2 separate regions of the Homo sapiens genome follow, and region 2 is linked to region 1. The links are chromatin loops, found by intact Hi-C in ENCODE. Cell type or tissue: heart left ventricle. All regions are shown on one strand. Each heading gives the region's core, and the rest is flanking DNA. Links, peaks and the distances in the headings are about the cores only.

Evidence for each region. Hi-C counts contacts between places; a loop is a spot of excess contacts. Peaks named below come from ENCODE experiments on the same cell type or tissue, not always from the same donor. Only the 100,000 strongest peaks of a DNase experiment are listed, where the experiment ranks them.
Region 2: it touches region 1 in a loop (10-fold over the local background); 105 of 110 quality-filtered maps call a loop at or near these places.

The regions. Positions count from the first base shown.
Region 1 is chr11:114,258,648-114,264,785 of GRCh38, reverse strand. It overlaps a transcript of NNMT not described here. Among named protein-coding and RNA genes, the nearest start is that of NNMT, 35 kb to the left of the region's middle. In heart left ventricle, for the core only: CTCF peaks have their summits at 1,705, 1,905, 3,375 and 3,576 (motif pointing right); a DNase peak (open chromatin) is centred at 3,585; H3K27ac peaks cover 1,136 bases.
Region 2 is chr11:113,892,941-113,898,508 of GRCh38, reverse strand. No RefSeq gene overlaps it. Among named protein-coding and RNA genes, the nearest start is that of HTR3B, 9.1 kb to the left of the region's middle. RefSeq lists a silencer at 2,535-2,735. In heart left ventricle, for the core only: a CTCF peak has its summit at 2,032 (motif pointing left); no DNase peak of the experiment used is centred there.

The DNA of each region.
Region 1 (6,138 bases), core at 564-5,563:
TCCCTAAGTTCAGTGAACCACTCTAGCAAATTAATCAAACCCAATGAGGAGGTTGTGGGAACCCTGATATATAGCTGGTCATCAGAAGCACGGATCAAACAACCTGGAGCTTGTGATTGGCATTGGAAGTGGGAGGCGCTTTTGTGGGACTGAACCCTTAACCTGTGGGATCTGATGCTATCTCCAGGTAGGTAGTGTTGGAATGGAATTGAGTTAGAGAGCACCCAGCTGGTGTCAGCTACTGGAGGAGTGCTTGCTTGGTGTGTGGGGAGAAGCCCCCTACATTAGGTGTCAGAAGCTGCATGTGACTATGTTGTGAGAGGGTGGCAGGAAGAAACTGAGTTTGTTAATCCTATATTTTCAGATCAGCAAAGAAGCCATTGCATTTTGCATGGTGGAACCACTAGTGAACTTGAAAAGACAATTTTAAAGGAATAACAGAGATAAAACTCAAATTGGAAATTGTTGTAAGAAAAAGGAAGGAAGACAGTGTCTGCAGACAGCTCTCTAGAATTTTGCTCTTCCAAGGAAGAGAGAAATATGGGTGGAAGCTAAAGGGGGATGTGGGCTCAAGGAAAGGTTTGCTAAAATGGGAGGTGTTCTATGCTGATGTGAATAATTAGGAAGAGAGGGGGAAATGGATGTAGCAAACAGAAGACAAGCACAGGAGCAAAGGGCTTGGAAAGACTGAGAGGATATGATCCAGAGCCCAAGAGGAGGAGCTGACTTTTAATAAGAGGATGGACACATAGTCCATTAGAAACAGGAAGCCCACGTCACTCTGGGTCTCACTTTATCAGGCTTGTCAGTGGCAGGGATTAAAGACAGGCCCTGTCTCCTGAAGGCAGGCAGAGAACCAGGCAGGAAGGCATGATATGGGAGCCATGCTGCTGCCTGTGAACCAGATGATCTAATGTTATGCTGTTCTTGGTGTAACCAAAATGGAGGTTCAGTTGCTTGCCACTTGTAGAGTTCAACTAACAAGAGGTCTGGTATAAAGACACTGACTTTATTCCAAAGTTTAGCTTAGGGGAGGAAGTCCAGGCTTCTGCCTTTAAGGCTAGCACTTCACTTTTGGGGCAGAAATTCGGGACTTTTAAAGGGGGACTTAATTTGAACGGCATACAGGGGAGGGAGCGAGCAGGTGTGGGGTCTACGTGGTTTGTGCGTTATCTGCCAGGTGGTTGAGCTGGTGCCATCGTGGGCAGAGCTAGGTTATAAAGTGGCCATGATTTTGAGATACTCTTCAGGTGGGAAAGAGTTTTGTAATGGGCACCCTTCAGGTTGTAAATAATTGACTGCTGTCTCTCGACGCAAGCTCCTGGTAGGAGAGAGCTCAGCTCTGGAGCTGCTAAGTAAGCACACAGTCAGATAAGCTTGCCCAGAAGGGAGTGTCTGGTGAAGGGAAGGTAAAGGTTATAATCATTTCTAAAGAGCTAAGTAGGAAGCAGGGAATAGGAGAAAAGAGAAAAGAGAAAATAATCATAACTGTAAAAATTAACTTTTTTTCTCTTAGAAACAGGGGGGGTACTCAGTTTCATTGGTGCTTGTTTTCTTTTGCCATCCTTGAGACTTCAGAGAAATCTAATTTAAATATCCCAGGCTGGTCTCAGCTGTGCCAGAGAATTCAGGAAAAGCATTCAGCTGGTGTCAGCTGTGGAGAATTCAGGAAAAGGTCAAGTACCCATGCTTGGGATGGGGGTGAAGGAGGAATGGTAATCGACAGATTTCTGAGAGTAAGGTGAGTATTCCTCAAGTTGAGCTGGTGAGGGCCAGTGTCCCCACCTCCCCTGCCATTTGTGACTCCCTCCTTCCCAAATGGAGAGTTATTAGGGAAGATCTTTCCCTTACCTTGTCCATTGGACGAGCCGTCCTGATGCACTTCCTCTTTCCCTCCAGCTCGTGTCACTAGAAGCTCACTCTATGCTGAAGACCACACTGGTCGGCGTGGAGGGGAAAACAAAGTGAAATGCTGCTGCTTTAAAAAGTGCTGACAGGTGATAGGGAGCCAGGGGTATGTGTTTTTCTGAGGATCTTTATAGTTGGCTCTATAGTAGAGTCCTAGAGTCCTAGAATCCTAGAAGTTTCGTGTTGGAGGGGTTTTCCAAACCATTTAGTTGCATCCATTTGAGATGGCTGGAAGCGCACAGAGGCAAGGAGAGTGAAAAGATGACCTGTCCTAAGATCACTTCCAGTCAAATCATCTGTAGGCCAAGTGCAGGGGTTGGCTGGTGAACTGGTTCTGAGAGCTGAAAGTGGGGTGTGGAGGGTTTAGGACAGGCACCAGTCTCACTCACTGCATTAAAAGGGCAGTTCGACAAAAAACCAAACACCGCATGTTCTCACTTATAAGTGGGAGCTGAACAATGAGAACACATGGACACGTGGAGGGGAACAACACACACCGGGGCCTGTGTTGGGTTGGGGGTGAAAGGGAGAGCATGAGGAAGAATAGCTAAGGAATGCTGGGCTTAGTAACTAGGTGATGGGATGATCTGTGCCGCAAACCACCAAGGCGCATGTTTGCCTATGGAACAAACCTGCACATCCGGCACATGTACCCCTGAACTTAAAAGCTGAAGATAAAAAATAAAAATAAAATTTAAAAAGGGCAGTTGGATTTAAAGGCAGGAGCTGACTTCAGCGACCCTCCATTATGGGTTTTCTAGGCTTTCGGAAGGTTCAGGACCTCAGGAAGTAAGAGTTTGTCCCATTGCCCTGTAGCCTTTTACTGTCACGTCCCAGGGTCTCAGTGACCCAGCCCTAGGGGCACTCTGGGCTCCTTCTGCAAACCCTTCGAGGCCTGCCTGCTTCTTTCCCAGTCACAAAGCTTCCGAGAAGCTGAATTCCATCTGAGGTTGATCTTCCCTCAGTGCAAGATGAGGCCTCGCGTATCCCTGGGGTTAGGGCTGACTGACAGCAGCTTCCCACTCAGCTTTTTAGGGATGGGAGGAGTTGGATTTGATATGGCCAGTTGGTGGATGGGAGAAGAAAAGTCAAGAAAGAACTATTGACTTAGGAAGACTTCTGGAAAGGCCCAGCGGAACACCGTCCCCCAACCCCGAGTAGTTTAAAGCGTTTCTTCTCTGGCACAAATCTGAACCACATTCCCTCCTTACTCAGCCCTACCCTGACCTGGGATAGCAGGGGACCCAAAGGAACCAAGGCAGCTTTTTGTTTGTTTGTTTGTTTGTTTGTTTTGAGATGGAGTTTCGCTCTTGTCGCCCAGGCTGGAATGCAATGGCGCCATCTCGGCTCACCGCAACCTCCATCTCCCGGGTTCAAGCGATTCTCCTGCCTCAGCCTCCCGAGTAGCTGGGATTACAGGCATGCACCACCACACCCGGCTAATTTATTTTTATTTTTAGTAGAGATGGGGTTTCTCCATGTTGGCCAGGCTGGTCTCAAACTCCCGACTTCAGGTGATCCACCCGCCTCGGCCTCCCAAAGTGCTGGGATTACAGGCGTGAGCCACCGCGCCCGGCCCCAAGGCAGCTTTTAAGGGGATGTGCAACCCCAGTTGCTTTCCAGGCGGCCTTAGCAGCAGAAGCACCTGCAGTCAGTGCCCACTAGGTGGAGACAGAGTCCCGGAGATGCCGGCAGCAGCCTCACTACTCCAGAATCCCAGGCTCCTGGGTCCCTGGCTCCGTGGGCTCCTGTTCTGGAAATAAATGTCTAGGACCCCAGCTCCCCTTCCAGACCAGCCAGAGCCTGTCCCCATTGATAACTCACGTTTATAGCATCGTGGTGTTTAGAAAGCTGATTCACGTCGTTACTCTAGTTGGCTTCACAATTGTCCTGAGGATGGGTGGGCTAGGTATTTGCTGACCCCAGTCTTAGGGTTGAGGAAGTGAGGCCTTCGGGAGCCTTTGAGATACAGTGAAGGTCACGCGGTGCACAGCAGAGCTGGCCTCAAACCCAGGTCCCCTCGACTGAATCCCAGATTCTGCCAAATCTCAGCTGCCCCTCTTCCTCTAGGGTGCACCGCACGGCAGCCACCAAGCTATTTGGCATCAGAGTAGAGCCTGGGTGCTTGGTTCCGTGGGTCCGTATGCTGCACCCTGATGGGGCCCATCTGGTCTTCAGAGAGCTGCTGTGCCCCAAGGCCAGGGCCCAGCTCTGCCTCAGGGGATTTGAGGGCACTCAGAGATGCAGGCAAGGACAGTGTTTATGAGCACCTCTGTACCCCAGAATGGGAGAACCAGCAGGGCTTGACCACACCGGAGCCCGGAGCGGGCCTCCTCTCCCCAGACATCCCTGGATGTGTGAGTGCTGGAGGGAAGTGGGGATTGGCATCGAAGGTCTGACTTAGACCTGCTTGGTAAAGGCTGAGAATGAAGGAAAGGCTGTATTCCCAAAGTTGCCAGCAAATTCTGGACAAGCAGGTGAATGAGGCAGAAAAGCTGAGAGCAAAAAAGCAGTTTCAGTTCCACATAGGGAAGGGCTTCCTTTCTCGTGGCAAGGGGTAGAAGTTATGGGAACACACAACAGAAATTGTCAAAGCTGGCTGGGTGGGGACAAGTGGGGCGGCCATCTCCGCGATGGACAGCATGCCTGAGATACCACCTACCAGCTATGGAGCCACAGCCTCAGTTTACCCATCTGTAAAATGAGGCCAGCGCTCAGCGTCTCATCCCACAAGTGAAGGCTGAAAGGCAGCATTCTGAGTGTGCTGTGAATAGCAGACCCCTCTGCTTGGTGAGCTGTTGTGTGTTGTATGTTCCCACTCTGTCATAGAGTCAGAATAAGAGGAGCCCCATCGGGTCCCAGAGTAGGTATGGATGAAGTCAGTGATTTCTCATGTTGTCTGGCCCTGGAGATTCAGTCAGGGTGGTGGGTAAGGGGGCCTTGTGCCAGGCTGCATCTCTCCACCCTGCCTCCCTGGGAAGACATGAGGGAACGGGTGCAGCCAGCCGGTGTACAGTTGGGAGCGGCTGAACGCAGCGTGGCTTTGCTATTAATGTAGTCAGTAAATAAATAAAGGAGGGCTTAAGCTTAGTGTACAGCAATCAGTTTAGAACTACAGGGTAATTAGCGCTGCAGGGGGCTGCAGGGCGGCAGAGTCAGGTTTAAATGAGCGAGTTCACTTTCACTGAGGCACCCCCTGGGTGCAGAAAACGCAGCCTGGAGAGGAGCCTGCCCTCCTGCCAGCCCACGAGTGGAAGTGGGGATGGCGGCGGGGCTGGGCCTGAAACCACACAGAGAGCTGGGGGATGGACCTGCCCCCATGGGCCAAGGACCAGGTGTCTACATATGCAACCCCCCAGCCCCTCTCCTGCCCCGCATCCTGCCCAGCAACACCCAGGCAGCTCCCAACTATGAAGCACCACTGCCCTGTTGCCTCCTGCTCCTTCCTCTGGCATGCGGCAGACACGGGTCAGGTGGTCTATGAATCGACATGAGCACAGGTGTGGGGATGCAGGAGCTCCCCCCCCCCCACTGGGCCTCTGCGTGTGTGTACACGTGTCCTGGGGAGGTGCCCGAGCGGGCATGTGATGTTCCTCCTTCCCTGCTCTCACGTGCCCCTGACAACTGCAACATGAGCCCTGGAGTGCTAATTACCTCTCTGTTTCCCTCCTTCTCCCTCTCTTTCTTTCATCTATTTATACAACAAAGATTTACCGGGTGCCTATCATGTGCCAGGCAGCATGAAGCTCTGGAAACACAAAGATAGATAACACACAATTCCTGACCTCAAGGAACTGACAGTCTGGTAATGGTGACAGTTAAGGAAACAGGTGACTAAATGGTACTATAGAGACTCTATGCCTAATTTAGCTTCAGGGGTCCAGGGAAGGCTTCCTGAGAGAAGGTTTGAGCTGAAAAGTGAAAAAGGAGAAGTTGAGAGAGCCAGACAGAAGGGGTGTGTGTGTTTGCGTAGCTCTCAGAAGAGGAAACAGCACACGCACAGGCCCACAGGGGAATGGAGCTCGGTGTGGCCCAGAACACCCGTGGTCCCATCGGCTGGAGCAGAGTAGGGGTTGGCCGAGGGGCTCAAGAGTGATCTTAAGACGAAGTTGGGTGCTGAGCAGGGGCTCTGTCACTCAGGGTGTCTTGGAACTTTGTTAAGGAGTTTGAATTCCATCCTCAGAGTACTGAGGAGTCACCAGGGACTCTCATCTAGGGAGCGACATGATG
Region 2 (5,568 bases), core at 1-5,000, 370 kb after region 1:
TGTGATTGTGCCACTGTACTCTAGCCTTAGCAACAGAGTGAGGCTCTGCCTCAAAAGAAGAAAGAAAGAAGGAAAGAAAGAAAGAAAGAGAAAAAGAAAGAGAGAGAGAAAAAGAGAAAGAAAGAAAGAGGAAGGAAGGAAGGAAGGAAGGAAGGAAGAAAGGAAGAAAGAAAGAAAGAAAGAAAGAAAGAAAGAAAGAAAGAAAGAAAGAAAGAAAGAAAGAAAGAAAGAAAGGAAGAAAGTCATAATGACAAAATTTGTCACATGGAAATCAGCAAACACTCCCACCAGGACCCCTCCCACCAGCTGTTTTCAAAACATCTAACTACATGCTGTGACCACTCCCTTGATCTTACAAGGCCTCATATATTCCTACATTACAGTACTCATTCAGGTGTGTTATAAGTATTTGTTTACTTTTCTGTCAGTCTAGAATTTGGTGAATACCTTGAAGGTGGAGCAATGTTGTGTTATTCAGCTTTATATCTCCATCGTAGAGCTTGGCACCTAGTAAGTGTTCATTGAGTGTTCCAGAAAGATGGGAGGAAAACAGGGAAGAAAGAATTAACAAATGAACAGAAAAGAATTCTGGCTTATGCCAGAAAGATGATGCCAAGAGGAATCCAGCCTTTTCATAACCACATCCAAGATGAGATACACTCACCACCCATTTCACAAAGGATGGGTGAGAATGACAACTTGGTTCTGAAGCAAGATTGCCTTTATTTGGTTTGCTCCAGAACCAGGGAGCAATTAGTGCAAAAGACAAACATGAGACACCGGTGCAGGCAGATCATGAGTCCCTTTGACTCACTCAGAGTGTACTCCAAGTTCAGAGATTTTACAGTCCTTGGGGGTAAGATGTACCCCAAAAGCTAGAGGAAAATAGAAGGTGGAAGGAACTTGGAGGAACACAGAAGCTTGCTGCTTCTGTTTACGCTCCCAATGACATCAATTCCAAGAAACCGCTTAGTGAGACTACAATATACGACAGACAGTCTTACCCTGTACACTATGTTGTTTAGATCTTCTGCACAGATTATGGGCCTTGAAGTCTTGCTGTGCCAGCACTGGGGGATCTCCCCTGATCTATGGCTCACTGTAGGGCCCCCAACATTTCCATTTAGACCCATTTAGACATTTTCTGGGGAAAGGCAGTCAATTACTGCAGCCAGTGAGATGTTCTGGTTCAGGTGTAAATCTCTGGATATTTCCATCTCTGCTATGACTCAAGATGAGGAAAGATCTTTGATCCTTTAGAAATTTATTTATTTATTCATTCATTCATCCACTTAGTAAGTAGGAAATTGTGATAGACATTGACAATCTATGGATAAGAAAGCTGGGGAGAGGTGGATTGGAGGTGACAGATAAGAAATCTTTGAGAGAAACGCCTATAGATGGATGAACTGGAGAGGACCCAGGCAAAGAAAGGAGCCCAGACTTGGAGTGGGAGTAGGTGGAGGCTTTTCACAAATAGCATTTGTGCTGAGTACTGATATTCATCTGAGTGGGGAGAGGGTGAACGGAGCTCCCAGCAAAAGGAATTGCACATGAAAGGGCTGGAGGTTGAGATGAGAGTGCATGGTGCCTTCTGGGAACGGGGTCGGGGGGAGGGTGCAAGCCTCACTTTGTAAAATTGGGGGAAGATAATTCTAGACTCACATGAGTTGAAAGAATTCAAAAGTTCATGATGCAGAGTGTTGACCGGGGATAAAATAGGAAAGTGAAATATTGTATAAGTCTGTATAAGTGCTGTTATTATAAATCTGTCTCCAAATGGCCTATAGCAATTATTCTAAAATGCACAACAGCTGTATTTGTCCCCCTTCTGCCATTGCTGAAATTTACACTGTCATCGCGCCAGGAGGAAGGCTTGGCACTAATAATAGGCTGGCTGAGTATGGCTGGAGTGTGACAGACCCCTAGTTAGAGCCCAGAAAGACTGAGAGCAGAGTGGGGAACTGTAAAGCTCTGAGGAAATTCGAGTTGGTGGCTGTGAATATAATCAGAGCACCACCTTGTGGTGGCTGTCGTGCCTGCCTTAACCAATTCTGCGCAACCCCAGAAAACTATGCCAACTCATTTTAAGTTTTATTATACAGTGCACTTTCAAATGATTTCAAAGTCATTTCAGGCCTCTCTTCATGTCACCACTATTCGTCTTTGCTGTAAATTCTCCTCTTTGCGTTCACCAGCACCAATCCACACCAACCCATTCGATCTGTTTTCACACAGCTTATGACCGGCCAGTTCCTTCCTCCTACCTCCTTACTGCAATTCTTCCAAACTCTTGGTCCCTAGGAGCTCCCAAGTTTCCTGGGAAACTGACTCAGTAACTTCTTTTTTTCTTTTTCTTTTTCCTGAGACAGGGTCTCGCTCTGTCACCCAGGCTAGAGTGCAGTGGTGTGATCATAGCTCACTTCAGCCTTGACCTCCTGGGCTCAAGTGATCCTCCCACTTCAGCTTCCAGAGTAGCTAGGACTACAAGTAAGTATCACCATGCCTGGCTAATTTTTTTTTTTTTTTTTTAGTTTCCCTATGTTGCCTAGGCTAGTCTTGAACTCCTGGGCTCAACTCCTGAGACGCCTTAGCCTCTCAAATTGTTGGGATCATAGGTGTGAGCTACCATGCCCAGCCTCAGTGACTTTTCACAAATGGCATTTATGCTGAATACTGATATTCAGCTGGGTGAAGAGAGGGTGAACGGGTGAAAGTTACAGTGTAACTTTCCTACTGTCTTCCTAAGAATGGGAATAAGTCTTCTGCACATCTGAAAAGTTATAAACAATATTATTAAAAGCCATATCAGGGATTTACTACGAAGATAGGACCCCAGAGGGACTAACTGCGTCTTCTAGTAGAGTAAAGCTCGTCTCTGGCCACCCAGCGGGCCAGTAACACAGTGTCCTGGTAGGCAGACTGGTGTATCAGGTTTCAGAGGATGCCCCAGGGAACAGGACTAGAAGTATATGAGCTCTTTAAAAGCACAAAGCAGTCGTTTCCATGTTCAGATTATTTAGAGATTATGAAGGCACCAACCCTGCTTTCGATCTGCATACAGTCAAGTGGAGCAGACACAAGTCAATAATCGCAGTAGAGCCACTTAAGTTTTCTAAAAGAGATTTATCAGCAGGTTGCAGGTGAACATGGCCTTGAGATAAATCCTGCCCCTTGTTGAAGTACAGTTTCAGTAGATGGTTCATGGTATTTTAAGAATTGGAATTTTTTAATAAAAATAAAAAAGTTTTGTTTGGTTCTGTTCTAGATTTATTTTTCCTCCTAAATAAATGAGAAAGATGTTTCAACAAAGGTTCTTTATGCTGAATAATTGTGATGCTTGAAGGTGGTAATCTGCTTTGTTTAAGTGGATTTTAAATGTCAGACAATTCTAGACAGTTTTCTCTTGGTCAAATAAAAATTTAATTAAAAGTTAAAAAAATTAAAAGCCATATCAAATTTTAATATTGACAGGAGGGATAAAACTCTGTAACGCTGACTGTCTTAGATTAGGTTTCCCTGAAACATACCTATAATAAGGCTTTGTGTACAAGCAATCAATTTTAGAAATACTCCCAATAGAAATTGGGAAAGGGGAGCGTGGTTTCAGCTTGAACCCTCAGGGAAACTTGACAGTGAAAACCACACAAGGGAAGCTGGCCTGCACACTCTCACTCCCACCTGTCAGCTGTTGGCTAAGGGGAACAGGGAGTGAACTCCCAGATATTTCCTGGTCTTTTCCTGGGCAGACAAAGCTTTAGTAGCCAAGGAGACGTCTCCAACAAAAGTCCTAGGTGTGGGCCTTGGAAGCCACAGTGCAGGGAAGCCAAGAGAGGGAGTGCAGAAGAGGAACGGAGGTCTGAAAAGATCTAGAAAGACCACTATCAGTTTCTGTTTCAGAGACAGCACAGACACACGGGAGGCACTAAGTTTCTTATTCCTTCAGAAGACAATTAAGGCCAGGCATCATGGTATCACGCCTATAATCCCAGCAGTTTGGGAGACAGAGGCGGGTGGATCACTTGAGGTCAGAAGTTCGAGACCAGTGTGGCCAACGTGGCGAAACCCTGTCCCTTTTCTTTCTTTCTTTCTTTCTTTTCTTTTCTTTTTTTTTTTGAGACAGAGTCTTGCTCTGTCACCCAGGCTAGAGTGCAGTGGAGCAATCTCAGCTCACTGCAGCCTCTACCTCCTGGATTCAAGCGATTCTCAAACGTCAGCCTCCTGAGTAGCTGGGATTACAGGCGCCTGCCACCATGCCCGGCTAAATTTTTTATTTTTAGCAGAGATGGGGTTTTGTCATTTGGCCAGACTGGTCTCAAACTCCTGACCTCAAGTGATCCACTTGCCTCGGCCCCCCAAAGTGCTGGAAGTACAGATGTGAGACACACCCAGTCTTGAAACCCTGTCTCTACCAAAAAATACAAAAATTAGCTGGGGTGGTGGCATGCATTTGTAATCCCAGCTACTGGGGAGGCTGAGGCACAAGGACCATTTGAACCCAGGGGGCGGAAGCTGCAGTGAGCAGAGATTGTGCCACTCCACTCCAGCCTGGGCAACAGAGCAAGACTTGGCCCCCCAAAATAACAATAGGCCAGGAGCGGTGGCTCACGCCTGTAATCCCAGCACTTTGGGAGGCTGAGGCTGGCGGATCACGAGGTCAAGAGACCAGCCTGGCCAACATGGTGAAACTCTGTCTCTACTAAAAATACAAAAATTAGCCGGGCATGGTGACTGTGCCTGTAGTCCCAGCTACTTGGGAGTCTGAGGCAGGAGAATCGCTTAAACCCGGGAGGTGGAGGTTGCAGTGAACCGAGATCATGCCACTGCACTCCAGCTTGGGTGACAGAGCGAGACTCCATCACAAAAAATAATAATAATAAATAAATAAAATAAAAATAAATTTAAAAGAAGACAATTAAATTTCCAGTAACCTGATGATTAACTTTGCAGAGCCCAAACATACAGAAATACAATTAACACTTTTCTTTTTCTTTTTTGAGACAAGAGTCTCACTCTGGGCCGGCCGCGGTGGCTCAGGCCTGTAATCCCAGATGGAGACAATCCTGGCTGAGATGGTGAAACCCCGTCTCTACTAAAAATACAAAAAAATTAGCTGGGCGTGGTGGCGGGTGCCTGTAGTCCCAGCTACTCGGGAGGCTGAGCAGAAGAATGGCAAGAACCCGGGAGGCAGAGGTTGCAGTGAGCTGAGATCGCGCCACTGCACTCCAGCCTCGGCGACAGAGTGAGACTCCATCTCAACAACAACAACAAAAAAGAGTCTCACTCTGTCATCCAGGTTGGAGTGCAGTGGCGCAATCTCAGCTCACTGCAACCTCCGTCTCCCGGTTCTAGCGATTCTGGGGCTTAGCCTCCTGAGTAGCTGGCATTACAGGCACCCACCACCATACCTGGCTAATTTTTGTATTTTTCGTAGAGATGGGGTTTCACCATGTTGGCCAGGCTAGTTTCCAACTCCTAACCTCAAGAGATCCTCCCACCTCAGCCTCCCAAAGTGCTGGGATTACAGACGATGCCATCACACCTGGCTAATTATGTGTTGTGTTGCTT